Linked DNA regions of Mus musculus: region 1 is linked to region 2. Evidence: chromatin loops called from intact Hi-C (ENCODE). Cell type or tissue: left cerebral cortex. All regions are shown on one strand. Each heading gives the region's core, and the rest is flanking DNA. Links, peaks and the distances in the headings are about the cores only.

Region 1 (5,385 bases), core at 193-5,192, 330 kb after region 2:
ACTAACCAAAATGTGAAGGTTACCCCTCTGAGATTTCACCTATTTTTTAGTCTTATTTTTGTTTGTTTGTTTGTTTGTTTTGAGACAGGGTCTCTACATAGACCCAGAACTCAATATGTAAACCAAGTTGGCCTTGAATTTACAGAGGTCCACCTGCCTTTGCCTTCCTAATGCAAGGGTTAAAGGCGCGTGGCCGTAAACAGAGCTTGACGTTTTCTCCCACAGAATGCTGCTTTCCTCGGGACTGCCCTGTCCCCTGACACATGGATGTCTGAGTGGTGCTGGGGACTCTACTGGAGGAGATGACAGATGCATCACCTTCTTGGAGTAGCAATGGCCACTCCTTGAGAGTGGAAAATGATGATGTGTATGTATCTCAGGTGTTCAGCTACATGAACACTGCAAGGCACGATGGAGCAGCGGTCTTTAGGCAGCATGGCAGATGTCGGTAACAACAATGAGAAAATGGAGGAAGTAACTTCCAGTACTTTCCACCTGTAATTATGAGAAAGGAGCAAAACACAGGAAGTTGCAATCAGAATTGATGTTTTCACCATGCTGTGGTATCTTGGACCAAAGCATGAATATATTTTCCAGGAAAAAAAAATGTGTGTGTGTGTGTGTGTGTGTGTGTGTGTGTGTGTGTGTGACTAGTCCTACCTTTAGTTTTTGTGATACAGTATTACATTTGTGTTTTAAGCCACCTGCAGTCTTAGCTATTTGGGTAATGTGGAATCCTTGGCAGAGGCAACTCAAGTTTGTTCCCATGAAAATCTAGCCACCTCAAGAATCACTTTTACATATTTATATTTTTTTGCAGTTCACGATGCTTGCTTATGTGTGTGTGGTAAATACTCTACCATTGAACTCTGCACTAGGGCCTTGAGGCTCATTTTAATGAAATGTCTGCCTCAAAAAATGTGTTGTTAGAGCTTGGGTTTTGCTCTTCTTGTAAACACTTTTATTTATCTTAACACTTTTTTATGGAAAATAAGATTTTCATAGAATCTATTCTCATCACGGCTTCTCCTCCCCCATCTCTTCCCAGCTCCTCCTTCCCGACCCATCTAACTCCACGCCTTCTTTTTTCTTCCCCTCTTTGGAAAACAAATAAACAAATAAAACAAACAACCCAGAATACAAAGGAAAGCGAAAGAAAGGAAGAGAGGCACAAGAGCAGCTTCTTTTGCGAACAGGCATCAGTTAGAGATAGCATGGTGGCATCTGGAGATGAGTTGTAGGGCCTTGTTTATGTCGTGAAAGAACTGTCAGGCCCCGCCTTAGAGGCAGTGTTCTACATTACTGTCTCTGAGTCAGATTTATTTGTTAAGTGGCTCGCTCACTTGTCGCCATGCTGGGGACCCTAACTTTAATGGCTTTTTCTAGGAAGAGTGGAAGTTAAAAATAAATGCTTTCTACCAAAAACTTTTTAAATCCATGCTTTGTGATAAGAGCTTCTAAGCAACGTTTAGTTTTATTGTTATATTAAAATTAGATGTAGCTAAAGTCATAATATCTCCTGTTGAAGAAAGGAACCTCAGGGGAGAGATTAATGAGGAAGAGAGAAGATGAGAATGAAGCGTTGTCATGGAAGATGGATTGAGTGGTTTCAATGAAGAAATAAGAATTATTGCATTTTGAACTGTGAATTACGTTTTAAAACATGCATGTATGATCACTGTGCAATTAGTATGTGGATGCCCTGGTGGACTCTAGTATACGATATGATCTCTAGTTTTTAGAGTATAGATTGAAAAGCTCTAGGCCTTCCCTGTTCCTATCATTCTCCATGCATGTTCCTAGACAAAGAGAATGAATTCATACCTATGAACTAATAACTTAGTGGCTGTTTGAAAATATAACCGCATAAGTTCAAGGGAAGATATATTTTGGGTACTATCATTTGTCAACTTGGCCAGGTCTTTGATCAAATGCCTATCTATAGAGTCCCCTTATGTAGCCCATGCTGGCCTTGAACACACAGAGCTTCTTTGATGGGGTTGTCCATGTGTCCATGTCCTTTTGGGGGTCTGCTTCTCTTGAACATCATTGCTAGCAGATCACCAAATCGATATCGGGAGCAGCTGAGTATGATGTGTGATGAGGTGAATACTTTCAATCTTGTCTCTCTTTCCTAGAAAAAGATCTTTCTGTCTGTCTTTCTTTCTCTTATTCTTTTTTTAGTGTGTCTTCATTATATAATTTAAAAAATGTGCATTTGCAACCATGAAAAAGGTAGCTTACTATACATCATTAGAATGCAAAAGGAACAATGTTAGGGAGGAGACAGCATGGTAACAGATGTGATAAAATATTGTCATGTGTGCTTTTCTTTACATACTTTGTGTGTGTGTGTGTGTGTGTGTGTGTGTGTGTGCATATGCCACATGATTTTCAGGAACGGGTTCAGTCCTTCCTCATTGTTGTGACAATGGCATCTCTTGCTTCTGCTGAACTGTGTATTCCATGCTAGCTGGTCCCCAAGCTTTTGAATGATTGTATTGTCTCCTCCCATCTCAAGGTGGGGTGCTGGGATTGCAGATCAAAGAGGCCTCAGCTGGCTTTTTTAATCTGTTCTTTTTGGGATAGAGCTCCGGTCATCAGGCTTGCTAGAGAGTGCGTTTATCTGTTAAGTGTCTCCCTACCCCTGCTTGCTTTTCCTAATGGAGATCTTGTTTTAGAGTTGAGGAACACAATAAATAAAGTAGGTTTGTATACACCACTTGAGGTAATATCCAAAAAAAAAAAAAAAAAATCTATGGCCACATAATGATGCCCTGAACAAGAGATAGAAAAAATTCAGGGACTGGAGTGCACCCTAGTGGAAGGCATGAGAACTGCACACAGGCCTTTCTGAAGAATGGCTGTGCTTTACTACTTTGAACCAAGTCCTAGCAACCGGACACAAAAGAGAGCTTGCCTGATGGTGTGTGGCCAGAAACATAGTTTCAACAAGCCAACATTAAAGTCACAAGCCTTTGCCAAAGCACTGTAAGTCTCTTGGCAGTTGCTGAAATTAATTTCTCTGCAAGAAAATTCACATATCCAACTTCATTAAACTGAACATTTGAGTAGAGTGTTTCTCGGAGATAACTAAAGCCAAGATTAATGATACAACAGGGTGACAAAATGAAAAAGTGGCATAATCACGCTTATCAAACCCTAGAGTATTTGCAATTCCTCTGTAGCTCATAACTGGTTGTTTCATCAGGTAAAAGCAGCGATTCCCAGCAGGTCCTGTGGTTGGAATCAGTGAGCCTGTGTTTCATACAGAACACTACTTGGCACCTACTACACTCGAAGAAGGTTATGTTTTTAATTTCACATTACCGAAAAGGCAAAGAAATCTGTAATTACACTTCATGCATGGAGATATGAAAGGAAAAATAAATGGCTATTTATCTACCCCGCAACCATGAGTCAGCCCTTGACTGACTAATCACACATAGACATCATCTGCTTCACACTGATTGCTTTTGTTTTGCTCTGTTGTAAACAATTAAGAATTAAGATCTTGGAGTGGATGGACTGTTTTTAAAGGGTGACCCAAAGCTTTTTCTTTTCTTTTCTTCTCTTCTCTTCTCTTCTCTTCTCTTCTCTTCTCTTCTCTTCTCTTCTCTTCTCTTCTCTTCTCTTCTCTTCTCTTCTCTTCCCTTCCCTTCCCTTCCCTTCCCTTCCCTTCCCTTCCCTTCCCTTCCCTTCCCTTCCCTTCCCTTCCCTTCCCTTCCCTTCCCTTTCCTTTCCTTTTCTTTCCTTTTCTTTTCTTTTGTCATTCTCCTTATCCTGGCTTGAGCATTCCATTCTTGTTTGGCTAAAGTGTTATTTTCAGGCAGTCCATATTAAACTGTAAATACTCCGTCAAGGCAGACTTGTTAGTACCACAGCATCTGTCTTTGTATCTGGTCATCATATCTTCCTGAGAGAAACCAAGCAACTGTGCTGGTCTCCTGTTATATCAACCTGACACAAGCCAGAGTCATGTGAGGGGGAACCTCAGTAAGAAACGCATCCATAAGATCTGGCTGTAAGGCATTTTGTTTTAAATTGGTGATTGATGAGGAAGGGCCCAGTCTATTGTGGGTGGTGCCATCCCTGGACTGGAGGTCCTGGGTTCTATAAGAAAGCACGTTGAGCAAGCCATGAGGAACAAGGCAGTAAGCAGCACCCCTCCATGGCTTCTGCATCAGCTCTTGCCTCCAAATTCCTGCCCTTACTACTTTTGATTATGAACTGTTCTATGGAACTGTGAGTAAAATAAACCCTATCCTCCCCAACTTGCTTTTTAGTCATGGTGTTCCATTGCAGCAATAGGAACCCTAATTAAGACAGCAGCATTCCGTGCTGATCACCATGTACTGAATCACTGGGATTGTAATTTCTACCAGGCCCAGCACTGGATATCTGCTTTCTTATTCTTATCAGCTAACTAGGAACATCTATATAATAAAGAGAGCATTTACTGTAGCAGAAGAAAATAAAAATAGAGGTACCCTATGATCCCACTTTTTCTAAATATACAAAAGAATTGCAAGCAGGCCTGGAAGAGGTGTTCATATCCTGTGTTCAGAGAAGTGTTATTCAAGAGAGTTAAATGGTAGAAGCCACATTCAAGCCTATAGGTGTGCAAATGAATGGGCATTGGTGGAAGGGAGAGCTTGGCCTACAGTAAAACATAGATAAGCCAGGAGGGCAGTGGGCTAAGCAAATAAGCCAGTCACAGAAAAGACAATGTATTACTCCATTTACAGGCAATAACAGATCCATAGAGCCTAGAGGTAAAGGGCTGCTGCCAGGCATTGAAGAAGGCTGAAAGTGAGTTGTTTGACAGAGAAGCGTTATTCAACTTTGGGAGATGAAAGGTTCTGGCTGTAGATGGTGGCCAATATTGCATATGCAACGTGACTATCTCAGATGACACTGAGATGAATGGAAAAATGGTTGCCATGATACATTTTATAGTTCATATATTTTACTTCTATTTTTAAAAGTGATATAGAAGAATAATAAAATGCATCACGGAAATATAGCACCAGTTCACTAGCAGCCCAGCCCAAGCTTCGGTCTCAAGGATGGAGTGATCTTTGGCTAGACTCCAGTGGTCTATGAGAGTACCTGGGTGCTGGGAAGAGAAAGGCAATCCATGGAGCAGGGTTTTAGATAGCAGCAAGGAAGCAGTCCCTGCACAAACTAGGTCAAGTGAGTGTTCCATAGACAGACATGTTAGGTACCATAAGGGCCAGAGCTGTCCTGAAATAGCCTTTGGCTGGCTGTCCCTTCCAGATACTCAAGGTGAGCGGATATGTGTTATGTCTCACAGAAGAACAAACTGTCCCGGGTGTTTCCTGACAGTTGGCTCCTCAGAATTCTAAGGACAGTAGACGCCAT
Region 2 (5,385 bases), core at 140-5,139:
CTCACAGACTGCCTGTACCTGAGGGTAGCAACAGAACTAGATTGGCTGTGGAAATGAAGAAACGGGTAGAGTATGGGCAGAGCATGTTTCTCTGCTGCCCATCACTACAAGATACTCTCAACTATAGCCACCACTCAGCCCCACTGTCTTTGCACCATTCCCTCAGTACTTGGAGTAGAGCCAAGTTAGGCACCTGGACATTGCCCACCAAAGAGGCAGCCATGTAGGGTTCGGGGGGCACAGAGTTGACCCCCATTTAGCTTCCTTCAATTGTGAGATGCTGGAGCAGGTCTCTACAATGAAGAGAATTCTCCACTAATGGAAAGTAATTTTGAATGGTGGATCAACCCCCATATTCATTATAGAGGGGAAAATATTAAAATATTACAGTAATGAAAATTCATATGCTCTTTGTTAACTTATTAAGATTACTACAGAGCTCACAGCATTGCTGTAAGGATGCTTAATATCTTCTAATACTCTCTAGTGTTTTGCAGTTTTAAAACTCAGTTCAGGGAAAGTACGTGTCGTAGTCATTTTTCCTGTTGCTATGATTAAATTATCTGACAAAAGCAACTTAAGGGAGAAGGGGTTGATTTATTTCGCTCACAATTCAGATTATACTGCATTGCACTGGGCAAGTTGAAGTAGATGAAAGCAGCTGTTCCCATTCTGTCTAGGGCCAGAAGGAAAGAGCAGGAAAAGCATCTTGTTGCTCAGTTTTCTTTCTCTATTTCTACAATTAAAAATCCTAGTCAAGGAAAAGTGCTGTCCACCATGGGTGGGTCTCCCCCAACCTTAATTAACATAATCAACATAATCCCCTACAGGAGTAATCCAAGGCCTGTTTCCTGCCTCTGGATTCTGTCAGGCTGACAATTAGCACTCACCATCACAGTGTACTGTTTAACATGTAATGTCAAGTGTCGAGGAATGCAACATGCAGGTTGGTGACTGTTCTAGTTTGCTTTCTATTGCTGTGATGAGATATTCTGACCAAAAGCAACTTGAAGAGAAAGGGATTTATTTGACTTATACTTCCTGGTCACAACCAATCTTTGAAGGATGGCAAAAGCAGAACCCAGAGAGGAATGCTGGCAGAACCCAGAGAGGATGCTGGCTTGCTCGCTCTGCTCACAGAGGTGGTCACAGACCAGTCTCATCTGGACAATTCTTCAAGTGAGATTCCTTCTTCCCAGGTGACTCTAGGTTGTATCAAGTTGCCAACAATAACTAATCAATATGGAACCAGCTCTATGCTATGTAGTATATTGGGAGCTCAGTTAACTCTCAAACACCAGAAGACTATAATATGTTAGTGATTTTGCTGTCAAGGTCAAAATATTTGAATTAAAATTTTACCTTATTTATAATTTAAATAATATAGGTCAGTTGAGAGAATGGAATCATTATCAGTCATCTTTACTTAACAAATGGCATTACTTAAAATACTTAAAATTTCTTCTCCAACCCCTTCCTTTGTTTGTTTAGCATGCTTAGCATAATAATGTTGGTGAGAGAAAAGTAATTCAATGGATTTTTGTTGAATGGATGATTTAACTATATAATAAGTTTTACTTTTTGTATTAAAAAAAATAACTACAACATATTTTCTCACCAGAAGAGCTCATATTCTAGTGGAGACTATAAGTGGAAAGCACGTGCTTTCATAGGCATATGCTATAAGTGATGTGAACTGGACATTTAGACTTATTACCGTATGATAAGTCATTTACCGCATGGGTCACAAATACGTCTTCAGTGAGCAAGACAACTAAATGGCAAAGGAATGTTGTTATGGCCATCATTATCAGCTCCACTTTGTAGATGAGAGAACTGAATCTGTGAGTGGTCATCTGGCTTGCTCAGACCTGCCATGGATAAAGTGGTAACCTAAATACCAGGATCCTGAAGAACAGAGTGATTGCTGGGTGTGTGGTGGAGAAACGCTCCAGGATGTAAGAAACACGAGTGGACCCATGATGGGATGATGCTCTAAGTTCATCCTGTTGCTATGATAAAACACTTTGACCCACAGCCATTTAAAGGAGGAAAGGACTTGGTTCAGACTACACTTCCAGGTAGGAGTCCATCACTGAGGGATGGCAGAGCAAGAGCCATGAAGGATAACTGCTTCCCTGCCTGCTTTCTGGCTTTCTCACAGGCTAGCCTATAGCCCTCTATCTAGGGATGTTGCTGCCTACAGTGGGCTGGGATCTCCCACACCAATCATCATTCAAAGCAATCTATTACAGGCGTGGCCATAGGCCAATCTGATCTGGGAAATCTCCTGAGACTCCCTTTGATGACTCTGTGCTGTGCTGTGTCAAGTTGACAGCCAAAGTTAGTTGAGACAGATGATGTCTAAATTCAGGCCTGGTTGTCTCAGAAAGACATTCTTAGTCACTACATTCCATTGCTCTTTAGCAAGGATGAATTGGCTGTGGTCTAGCAGGAGAAAACCTGCTGCTCTGAGTCGCTCAAAGCTGTGTAGAGATATTTTTTTTTTAAGACACTGACATTTAAGATGAAGAGTCTGCTAAGCAAGCCAAAAAATATAAATGAAGGGGGCTTTTAACTCTATGGTTCTCCTTGATGCTCCTCCCTATAGCTTTCAGTCAATCTCATATTCACTCAAAGTTACACACACACAAACACACACACACACACACACACACACACACACACACACACACACACACACACACACATTCTTAATCTCTTCTGTCCCTGGAGCTCAGCTCAGACCAGCTCTAGGTCACATGCCTTTCTAGATTGCACCACCTCTGGCCAGCCACTGGGGCACATTGCTGAACCAACAAAGACAGCTTGCCCCTCTCCTAGGCTGGAGTATTCTTGTTGTGCCAGCCCTCCCTCGTGGACCACCCTGATGCTCTAGAGATGGGGAACTGTCTGCTAGCTCTGACCACCATCTTTGCCTTCATCAAACCAGTAATGACTAGCAAAAGTCTAAAGTGATGTATTTAGGAGGAACTATGTTTTTAAATTCTCTCCTTTTTATGTTCTTTCAATAACTTGGATGGGTGGTGGTGTTTGGTTGGTTGGTTTGCTTTTCTCAAGTAGTGTCTCATGAGCAAAAGGCTGGCCTCAAATTTTTTATATAGCTGGGGATGCTCTTAAACTCCTGATCCTCCAAACTGGAATGAGAGCCATACTTAAACCTTAAGTAGTATTTCTTTTACTCTAAACATTATTCACTACTTCGTATTTGGGAAAACTTGCGTGTTTTGTTCTTTTATTTCTATCTAATTTGAGGAACAAGGTTACATAACTTGGGAAAGATTGTTATAAAAATAGATTAGCTTAGATGTCCATCAATGGGCCCATGCATAGGATATAGAGAATGTTGCCTATATTCATTATAGTTTTATTCAACCATATACATGAATGAATTATGTCATTTTCAAGACAGTGGATAAAACTGGAGACCACTGGATAAGTGTATAACAAGAAAACAAAAATGAGAGTATTTTAGAAGAGGGGGAACAGTGGAAGGAAAGGGGGAAAGATGGCAATGGAGAGCCAAAGGATGTGATATGCTTGAATGAATATATTATGAAACCCATTAAACATATAACTAATACACAATTTTTTTTTTTTTGGTTTTTCGAGACAGGGTTTCTCTGTGTAGCCTTGGCTGTCCTGTAACTCACTCTGTAGACCAGGCTGGCCTCAAACTGAGAAATCTGCCTGTATATGCCTCCAAAGTGCTGGGATTAAAGGTGTGTGCCACCACTGCCCGGCCAATGGTATCATTTTTAAAGGTGAATTTTACAACTGCTTTTCCCATAAAGATTATGTTGTCATGGGATAACATTCTAATGGCTGGCTTGTTGTTTTGAATCACAGGCTATTTCAGTAATTTGGCTAATACAGTAATTTGCAATTTAAAAATTCATTAATTTATACTCGGTAGTTGCATAGTTCTTTTATTTCGAGATTGTCTGGTTTGTTAACAATAATTTAGAGTTCTGTTGACTTGTTAATATGTATCAACTTTCTCTCTCAATCCCATAAACTGGGTGACAATATTCAAACCATTTCAGGCTCTTTAGTTTTATTTAAAGAAAAGGGGGGGGGTTGTTGTCGCTTTGGGGGTTTTGTTGTTGTTATTGGTTGGTTGATTTGGTTTTGTTTTTTGTTTGTTTAAACCAAGTGCTTTACCTAAGTTCTTTAAACAACTGAATATGCATGGCACATGTTCTTAGTCACACATTCAAACACAACCTTTTGTGGGCTTCTACTTGACCATATTTAGTAACATAACCAAAGTTACCCCTGTTTAGATAAAATTTAATAAAACTGTATTGGGAAATTATTGTGCTTCTCAATTCTGTGCCCCAGTGAGTCTGAATTCTCCAGAATTGATTTACAGAATTATATCATAAAGGTAATTAAACAATGGGTTATAATTATTAATTACTTCATAATAAATCCCAGTAACAAGCAAATAATTAAGGCATGCATTTCCCTGTGCTTTTTCACAGTGCCTGTTTTGTACACACAATGTGGCTGCTGTATATACACAGAGTACCTGCTGTATACACACAGAGTGCCTGCTGGGGACACACAGCTTATCTGCTGTCTCCCATCTTACATTTCATGTTGTTCTTCTTCCTCTCATGCAGTGGCTTATGCAAGTGGGGTGAAGAAGAACATAACATTGAGGGTAAAAGACACTTATACCAATCTTTGGAACAGAAGGGAAGTGGACAGATCCTGTGGGGAAGCAGGTGGAGTTGTGACCTGTGGAATCAATGCAGGCTAGGGCCTTGTGTGGAGTCATGGGAGTTTAGGGTAGTCACAGCCAATGACAAAACTTAAGGAAAAAGAAAGGTAGGAATAGCTCAGGATTATTTGTGTCATGCACACAACATCTAACTCTTACCAACACTAATACACAGAAGCTGCTGAGACACTATGCCAGGAGGGTGTAGATTTGGGTTTGAGACCAGGCTTTGACTCTTAACAATGTATCTTTGAACAATGTGTTTCATCCACATGAGTTCAGCAGACTCAGCTGCAAAATAACACTAACATTGCTTAGCCAGTAGGGTTACAGCAAGGATGTGGGCAGGAAGCAATGCCTGACAAATCATAGTTACTGCCTTATGTTGGTGTGTATTTTATTTTTAAGTCTCACTCTCATATCTCTCTGTGTCTCTGTTTCTATCTATCTATCTATCTATCTATCTATCTATCTATCTATCTCTATCTCTCCCTCTCTCTTTCTCCTGTGTGTGTTTCACTTATGTATAAATGTCCATGTGTTTGAGTGTAGTGCTTGTGTGCCACAATGCACATGTGGAGGTCAAGAGACAACATTAGATGTTCATTTTTGTCCTCTTCCTTATTTGAGTTAGA

The links. Peaks named below come from ENCODE experiments on the same cell type or tissue, not always from the same donor. Only the 100,000 strongest peaks of a DNase experiment are listed, where the experiment ranks them.
Region 1: it touches region 2 in a loop (2.2-fold over the local background); 12 of 42 quality-filtered maps call a loop at or near these places.

What each region holds. Positions count from the first base shown.
Region 1 is chr2:20,613,309-20,618,693 of GRCm38, forward strand. The region is part of intron 3 of Etl4 (enhancer trap locus 4); the gene reads left to right. Among named protein-coding and RNA genes, the nearest start is that of Gm17171, 280 kb to the left of the region's middle. In left cerebral cortex, for the core only: a CTCF peak has its summit at 2,833; a DNase peak (open chromatin) is centred at 2,834.
Region 2 is chr2:20,282,272-20,287,656 of GRCm38, forward strand. It overlaps a transcript of Etl4 not described here. Among named protein-coding and RNA genes, the nearest start is that of Gm23970, 4.4 kb to the left of the region's middle. In left cerebral cortex, for the core only: a CTCF peak has its summit at 2,792; a DNase peak (open chromatin) is centred at 2,334.